Linked DNA regions of Homo sapiens: regions 1 and 3 are each linked to region 2. Evidence: chromatin loops called from intact Hi-C (ENCODE). Cell type or tissue: CD4-positive, alpha-beta T cell. All regions are shown on one strand.

Region 1 (2,500 bases), 380 kb after region 2:
AAAATGATGATTTAAGGAATACATGTACTGCGGGATGAAGACAAGTACAGTCAATATTTAGTTTTAAGTATTCTTTACTTGTGCTTTAAAAAGACCCGAGCATCTAAAGTGCTATAGGTAAACATAAAAATCTCTGCTGACTTGGGGATCAAGAGACCCAGGTCTAGTCTTGGTTCTCAGCTAACTGGCTGTGGGACTTCTCTGGGCCTCAGTCTCTGGTCTCAGTCTCCTCTTCTATGACCTCTAAGTTTTATATTCCATAGTTACATATGAAACAGATTTGTGATTAGACGTTGACTCATTTGTCTGTACCAGGATAGCAGCACTTTATATGCTGACCTAGCAGCATCTATTCTAAGAGCTCTTCATAAAGGCATATGTCAGTATTCTTATATGGCTCATTAAGGGCTTTTCCTAGATGTATCTTGCTTCCCCAATTAGATTTTAAACCCTCAATGGCCGGGAACTATTATATCCATGGTGCCAAGCAGAGCCTGAGATGCCAAATTAGTACTTAAATATGCTGTTAGACTAAGCATCCTGAGCGATGAGTGCTTAGTACTGGAAGACCAACGACAGGGGTCAGTGGCCTATTGTCTTCATTATCACAAATTAATAAGTCTAACAGACGGTGCTGTGTGAGATGGAAAATGAGCTTACCTCTGTTTAAAGAAGGAACCAACAGCTTTGGTGTGGACAGGCAGAGAACAACAGAAACGGTAAAACTTTTGGCAAACATTTTCTGCAGCATATTAGGCTTTGTGGACCATACAGTCTCTATTGCAACTGCTCAATTCTACCCTTGTAGGGTGGAATCTGCCACAATGTGTAAACAAATATACACGGTGATAATACAATAAAGCATTATTTATGTACCTTGAAATTTGAATTTTATGAAATTTTTACATCTCAAAATGTTCTTTTGATTTTTTTCTCAACCATTTAAAATGTAAAAACCATTCTTAGCTCACGGGCCATATAAAAACAGGCAGTGGACCAGACTTGGTTGGTGGGTCTTAGTTTACTGTCCCTGATATAGAGTGTGCATGCTTTCTGGGGTGGTTATTTAGCAGTGAGAATTTCCTATTTGAATGGAGTGGGACCTAGGGGAATCCACGACCCCTTTCCAGTTAGCCAGGACAGACTTCCTAAGGAATATTATAAAGAAAAGGCATACATCTGTGTGATGCTTCAGGGTTTTGAGGCACTGTCATATCATGAACATTAACTTTTTAGATCATTTGGAATCCTTATCATTATCCCTGTTTTTAGATGGTGAAATGAGGGTTCTACATCACACGATTAGCAAACAGTGAAATTGAGAATCAAGCTGAAGTCTTTAAGCCAAGTGTCCTTTCCAGCATGACCTGGGTCCCGTGTGATGCTAACTGTTGTTTAAATGAAACAAGTAAGAGGGTTTTAAATGGAGGTTTAGCTGGATTCCAATTTCCATGGGTGGCAGACATGAGGGCAGGGCCTGGTAAATTGTTTACTAGGGAAGTAAAGGTGTAAACAGATGCTTCTCACCACCTCCTTTTAATGTTTCTCCATCATGCAAAGTGCTGCTTTCTCTAAGGTCTTTTCATTATAGGCTCATGTGAGCAAGTTGCCTTAAAATTGTCAAAAAGAGGAACTGAGTTTGGGAGAATCACTTCTTTGGTTACCCCCAGTGATTTTTCTAGTCTTGAAATGATTAGAGAAATAGGAAGTGTTTTGGCTCTAGGAGATCTCTTGGGAAAAGGCTAATAAGCTGGTATCCAGAGTGATTTTGGGTAAAAGGGCTTGAGAGTAGTGTGTGTGACTGGGAGCATGGCAGGGGAGGAATGGGTTGTCTTGAGCATCTTGAACCCATTTCCTTATCTGAAAGGAAGACATCACAGGCCAGACAAATTGGATGAATAGTTCTAGACTTTTAGTTTTAGTCATTTATTTATTTCATAAATAAAGTAGGCAGAAAATGAACAAGACCTAGACTCTACCCTTAAGAAACTGATACTCCTGTTACTCAGGGTACATCAACCTTCTTAATTTCCAAAATGGAATGAACATAAATGTCACTGAGTGTCCAGAGCTTATGCTTTGTTTAAACTCTTGTGTACCTAGCATAGGACCATGCAAAAGTAGCTGCTTAAGGTATGCTTTGGATTTGGATTTGTATATGCTAGAGGTATTACTTTTTGGGAAGTAGGGGGTGCTTTGTGTCATTTTAGCATGATGTGTTGCACTGAAGCTAATTGTAGGAAGAACCTGTGAAAGCAGGGACATTGCCCTCTAGCGAGCACCAAGGTTCTTTGAAAAGTCATGGTGCCCAGAAGCATGAGCAGAGCACTGCCTGTTTGCTAGAAGGGTCTTGGACATCTGTGTGAAACTGGGAGATGTTTATGCTATAGATCATTAAGAAAAGATACAGAATTGTATGCTCTCAATTCTGTACAAAAGACAAAAGGAAAAATTGGAAGGAAATATATCAAAACATGACATGCAAAACTTACAGATGATT
Region 2 (2,500 bases):
TATTTGCATGAGTGTGAGTGTTGATACTTCCCATTTCATGCATGAGATGGGGAAAAATTAAGGATGACCAAGGCGTCGTCTTAGGGACCTAATCACTCCAGTTCTTCCCTAGTTGTCACAGGAGACCCTCATTGAATGGCTTTGAAGAGTGTGTACTCTCAAATTATCAGCCACAGTCTGAGTGTCTCAGAGGGGAAGGTGCATAGTCTCTTTGTGTCAGGAATCTTTACAAACAGAATCAGGGCCTTTCAAGGGCTTTCTAGAAGTTAAAAAATTAACACAATTTGAATCATTTTTCAGATCATTTGAATCCTTTCAAGTCATTTGAATTTGAGCTTTTCCCCCCCAACAATGGCAGTTGGATATGTTACAGGGCATATGTTTATTTTATTTTTTATTTTTGCCTTTAAAAGAGATGTTTATTCATGATGAATATGAATCCAAGTGTTTGGGTGGATATAACAGAACCAAATGTAACAGAAATTTAAGATCATCTTTCCCTCTAAGATGAAAAATACGGTATATTATATGTTATTGGATAAAATTACTAAACATTTTTAGACCCTGAGGTTGTATATTTTATGATGTTGGCTGCTGCGTAGTTGCCATGATTGCTTTTTCAAATTGTTAATTTCTTTCTTTTTTAAAATTTCTATTTTTATTTTACATTCAGGGTTTACATATGCAGATTTGTTACATGGGTATATTGCATGGTGATGAGGTTTGGGCTTCTATTGATCCTGTCATCCAGATAGTGAACATAGTACCTAATAGGATGTTTTCCAGAAGGGCATATGTTTAATAAGATACCACAGGGCAACAAAAAAGGAGGAAGATGTGGCTCCTGCCCACAAGGAATTTGCATTCTAATTAGATTATGACAGTATGGCCCAGATTCCATTTCAGATGTGCCAGTTCATGTGCATTTTCCATTTTAGTTTTCTGAAACAGAAACTTCTTGTTCTTTAAAGTTCTTGTTCTTCACAAGTTGTTTTATACTGAGGAAAGAAAAAAACCCAGAACATTGGGTTCAGACCTCTCCAGAGATGACAGTACTGCATTATATGAAGAAATAGAAAGAAAAGAGTATTATGAGTTTGCATGCACCTTTTATCTTTAGACCAGGGTTTATCAACTTTGGCACTATTGGCTTTTGGGTCAGGATGCTTCTTTGTCTTGTCGGGGGGAGCCCATCCAGGGCATTATAGGATCTTTAGCAGCATCCCTGGCCTCTAACCACTAGATGTCACTAGCACCCTCTCCCAGTTTTGCCATCTGAAAATGTCTCCAGACATTGCCAAATGTTTTTGGGGGACTGAATTGCTTTCTCTGTTGAAAACCACTGATTTAGGCACTCTCAGGAGAGCTCTTTGTCTGTATTGCTGGAGCATTTTTATAAATAAAACAAAACAAAACAAAACACTGAGGTTAAGATACTGACTTACGGTCAGGCGCAGTGGTTTGCGCCTGTAATCCCAGCACTTTGGGAGGCTGAGGTGGGTGGATAACTTGAGGCCAGGAGTTCAAGCCCATCCGGGCCAACACAGCGAAACCCCATCTCTACTAAAAATACACAAAAGTTAGCCGGGTGTGGTGGCATGCGCCTGTAATCCCAGTTACTCAGGAGGCTGAGGCAGGAGAATTGCTTGAACCCAGGAGGCGGAGGTTGCAGTGAGCCAAGATCATGCCACTGCACTCCAGCCTGGGAGACAGAGCAAGACTCCATCTAAAAAAAAAAAAAGGTATTGACTTCCGGCTTTCAGCAATTACCGAAGGAAGAGGATTATCTGCTCTGTCAGAGTAAACCAGAGGCAGGTTTCTGCTTTTCATGGAAATAGGAGATGATGCTGCCATACGTGAGGGATTTGACAGAGTAACAAAACAACTACCTTAGTCTCATCCTTATTCTTTTTTTTTTTGAGACAGAGTCTTACTCTGTCACCCAGGCTGGAGTGCAGTGGCGCAATCTCGGCTCACTACAATCGCCATCTCCCGGGTTCAAGCGATTTTCCTGCCTCAGCCTCCCAAGTAGCTGGGACTACAGGCGTGTGCCACCACACCCGGCTAATTTTTAATAGAGACAGGGTTTCACTGTGTCTCGATCTCCTGACCTCGTGATCCGCCAAAGTGCTGGGATTACAGGCATGAGCCACCATGCCCAGCCAGTGTCATCCTTATTCTTAGTGGTGGGGCGAGATGCAGAGGGTCGTTGGTAATTATTTCCTTCATGTTTCTCCTAGTTTTCCTGTTGTTCTTGATTCTACCCATCCATGGTACTTCTAAAGGACAGGGAAATGGACCACCCCAAACTGATGTACATTGGTTCTGCTCATCACACTTGGGGGTCTCAACAGGCTGATCTGTGTTATCAGCAAGTCTGCTGATACTTATCAGGGACTTGCTACAGAGACCTGGTGCTTGACTCTGGAAGAAAATCAGCATCAGCAATGTCTTCAGTGCCTGTGGAGGATAAATTATATGTGTACACCTTAATAGATAA
Region 3 (2,500 bases), 670 kb after region 2:
GCCTACTAATGAGGAAACATAACCCAGTCCCTGGTGTCTGGCATTTATTCATTCTTCAGTGAATTGAGCACCTACTATGTTCCAGGTAATGTTCTAGGTACTGGGTATAGTGAAGTGAGCAAAACAAACAAAAATGTCCATCCTTGCAGAGTCAAATATCTTTGTCTCTTATCTGATAAACACCAGAAGCATTTTGCTTTTACCTAGCAGGGATAGCAGAACACCTTACCAACTTGTCACAGGGCTTTTCTAGTTCTGTTCCACAATTTGCTATGCAGGAACCTTGACTTTCTCGCCACCACACAGGACATTCCTGAATACTGTATCATATTAAGAAGACATGAAGAGCAGGGACCAGATTGGCTGGGTTCAAATCCTATCTCTACTGCTTTCTAGCTGTGTGATTTTGAACAGGTTACTTAACCTCTCTGTGCCTCTATTCTCCTATCTGTAAAAGGTAAAATCCCACGGTATTTTGGGGAGGGCTAAAGTTGTTAATATATGTAAAGTGCTTTAGTACCTAAAGAAATAAATTTTCCACAAGAATGATTTTCATTTAGTGAGAAGCCAAGACTTTCACATTACCATGCTGGCCTCCACACACATTCCCTTGAGAAAAAAAGGTGAGAAAAAAACTCATTAAAAAAAAAAGGTGAGGAGTAAGTATCATCTTACTATTAAGGGTCAGTTGAGTTGCTGCTACTCGATACAAGCAGGGATGAGTATGAATGAAATTGGGTGAGTCTTACAGTTCCTCCTATTATTATCTTGTCCAGTAATAAAAATTAATGAAATACTAATACAGGACAATCCAGGCAGGCCCACCAAGAGTTCAATTTCCTTAGAAATGAAGATTTGAGTGACTCTACTAAGTAAAACACACTGAGAATCTGAGGTACAGGCTGCAGGCAAAGGAGATCTGGAATAGGGAGAGGTGGGAGTTATAAATACCAGCTGTTGCCTTGTGGTAGAAGTATAAATGGTGACAGTAGACGCTACACATTTCCTTGATTACTGTGACATGAAAATATGGAAAGAAAAGTACATGTGGATATCAAGTAGCCAAAGAATACATTGTAATTGCTTTTCTAGGAAGGGTTTTCCAGGATCTGGATGCTATCCTTAAATCTGGAGAATGTCCCATGGCGTGAGCCTTAGGGAAGGCAGTTCCTCCCTCTTGCAAAAGAAAAGATCAGATTCTGGCTTTCTCTGAGCCCTGGCTGCTGCGCTAGGAGGGGGCACATAGTCTAAGCTTGGCCAATCAGGTGCTCCCACTCAGCTCTTTGAATCTTGAGTTAATGACTCAAAGAAAGTCTTAGCGGTGGTGCTGACAGGGCTTCTAGTATCCAGTGCAGCGGTGTCACCCACAGAATATGTCCAGCAGTGGCAACAGAGGCGTCCGAATCAGACTGTTCCACTAGAGGGCGCTCGAAAGAAGTTCTGGTAGCCCAGTTTAATATGGATGCCTCCTACCACGTTCCCAGTCAGGTTCTCCAAGAGTCCCATATTTCTTTGAGCTGCCTGATATCTTACCAATAAGCTTCTTTTCTCATCAAGGTAATGAGGGTAGCTTAAAGTGATTTGCAACCAAGAACTCCGGCAAGTTTTCACAGAAAAAAAAAAAAAAGACTGAAGAGAAATATATCAAAATGCCAACATTTTAGAATTAAAGTAATTTTTATTTTCTACTTTACGTTTTTCTGTCATTTTCAAATTTCCTAAAGTGAACATATATCTTACTTTTAAAGTTAAAATGTTAGTAGAGATAATAAAAATAATACTAATTGATGGCAATTGGTTTATTAGTGAACCAATTTTTAGAAAAGTAAAGTACTGGGGAATATTTAAAAGGTATGTTTTGGTGGTGGGTAGGAAAAGTTTGAAGTACAGAATACCTGTTTAGGACAGTGCACTTAGGTGAGACAATGAGAGCTCTTCTAGAGAGAAAAATACCTTAAAAGGGTGTCTTAGCCAGCTCAGGTTGCAATAACAAAGTATCATAGACTGGGTGGCTTAAACAACAGAAATTTATTTTCTCCCAGTTTTGGAAGCTGGGAAGTTTAAGATCAAGGTTCTAGCGGATTGCAGATTCTGGTGGTGCCACAGCTTTCTTCCTGGCTTGCAGATTACTGACTTTTTCCTGCATCCTTACATGGCCTTTCCTCTGAGGGCACAAGGAGGGGGAAAGAGAGAGAGACCGCACATGAGCATGAGTGAGCGCATGTGCGGGCCAACCCCAGTGTCTTTTCTTATAAGAACATTAATCCTATCAGATCACGGCCCCACCCTTACAACTTCGTTTAACCTTAATCACTTCCTTAGAGGCCACAGCCACACTGGGGGTTAGGGTTTCAGCATATGGATAGGGAGGTGGGGGTGTAAACACAGAGGGGATGAGACATCAAAGAAAAAATTACCCTGGTTCTGACACTTTCAGATCCCTGTATAAAAAACAGGTGTTGGGATGGGAAATATTGTCTTTTCATGACATTCGGCATGA

Evidence for each region. A loop is a pair of places that touch in the nucleus more often than their neighbours do. Peaks named below come from ENCODE experiments on the same cell type or tissue, not always from the same donor. Only the 100,000 strongest peaks of a DNase experiment are listed, where the experiment ranks them.
Region 1: a loop joins it to region 2, with 8 times the contacts of the local background. A loop is called at or near these places in 7 of 110 quality-filtered maps.
Region 3: a loop joins it to region 2, with 7 times the contacts of the local background. A loop is called at or near these places in 15 of 110 quality-filtered maps.

Annotation. Positions count from the first base shown.
Region 1 is chrX:16,135,957-16,138,456 of GRCh38, forward strand. All of the region lies in intron 1 of GRPR (gastrin releasing peptide receptor), which reads left to right. Among named protein-coding and RNA genes, the nearest start is that of GRPR, 14 kb to the left of the region's middle. RefSeq lists a silencer at 2,169-2,238. In CD4-positive, alpha-beta T cell, no CTCF peak of the experiment used is centred here; no DNase peak of the experiment used is centred here.
Region 2 is chrX:15,760,541-15,763,040 of GRCh38, forward strand. The region is part of intron 2 of CA5B (carbonic anhydrase 5B); the gene reads left to right. All of the region lies in intron 5 of CA5BP1-CA5B (CA5BP1-CA5B readthrough), which reads left to right. Among named protein-coding and RNA genes, the nearest start is that of CA5B, 24 kb to the left of the region's middle. In CD4-positive, alpha-beta T cell, a CTCF peak has its summit at 1,256 (motif pointing right); a DNase peak (open chromatin) is centred at 1,241; H3K27ac peaks cover 296 bases.
Region 3 is chrX:16,435,368-16,437,867 of GRCh38, forward strand. LOC124905249 (a long non-coding RNA gene) reads right to left here. Exons shown (of 2, transcript XR_007068397.1): 2 at 2,010-2,500. Among named protein-coding and RNA genes, the nearest start is that of MIR548AM, 190 kb to the right of the region's middle. In CD4-positive, alpha-beta T cell, CTCF peaks have their summits at 1,458 (motif pointing right) and 1,657; a DNase peak (open chromatin) is centred at 1,424.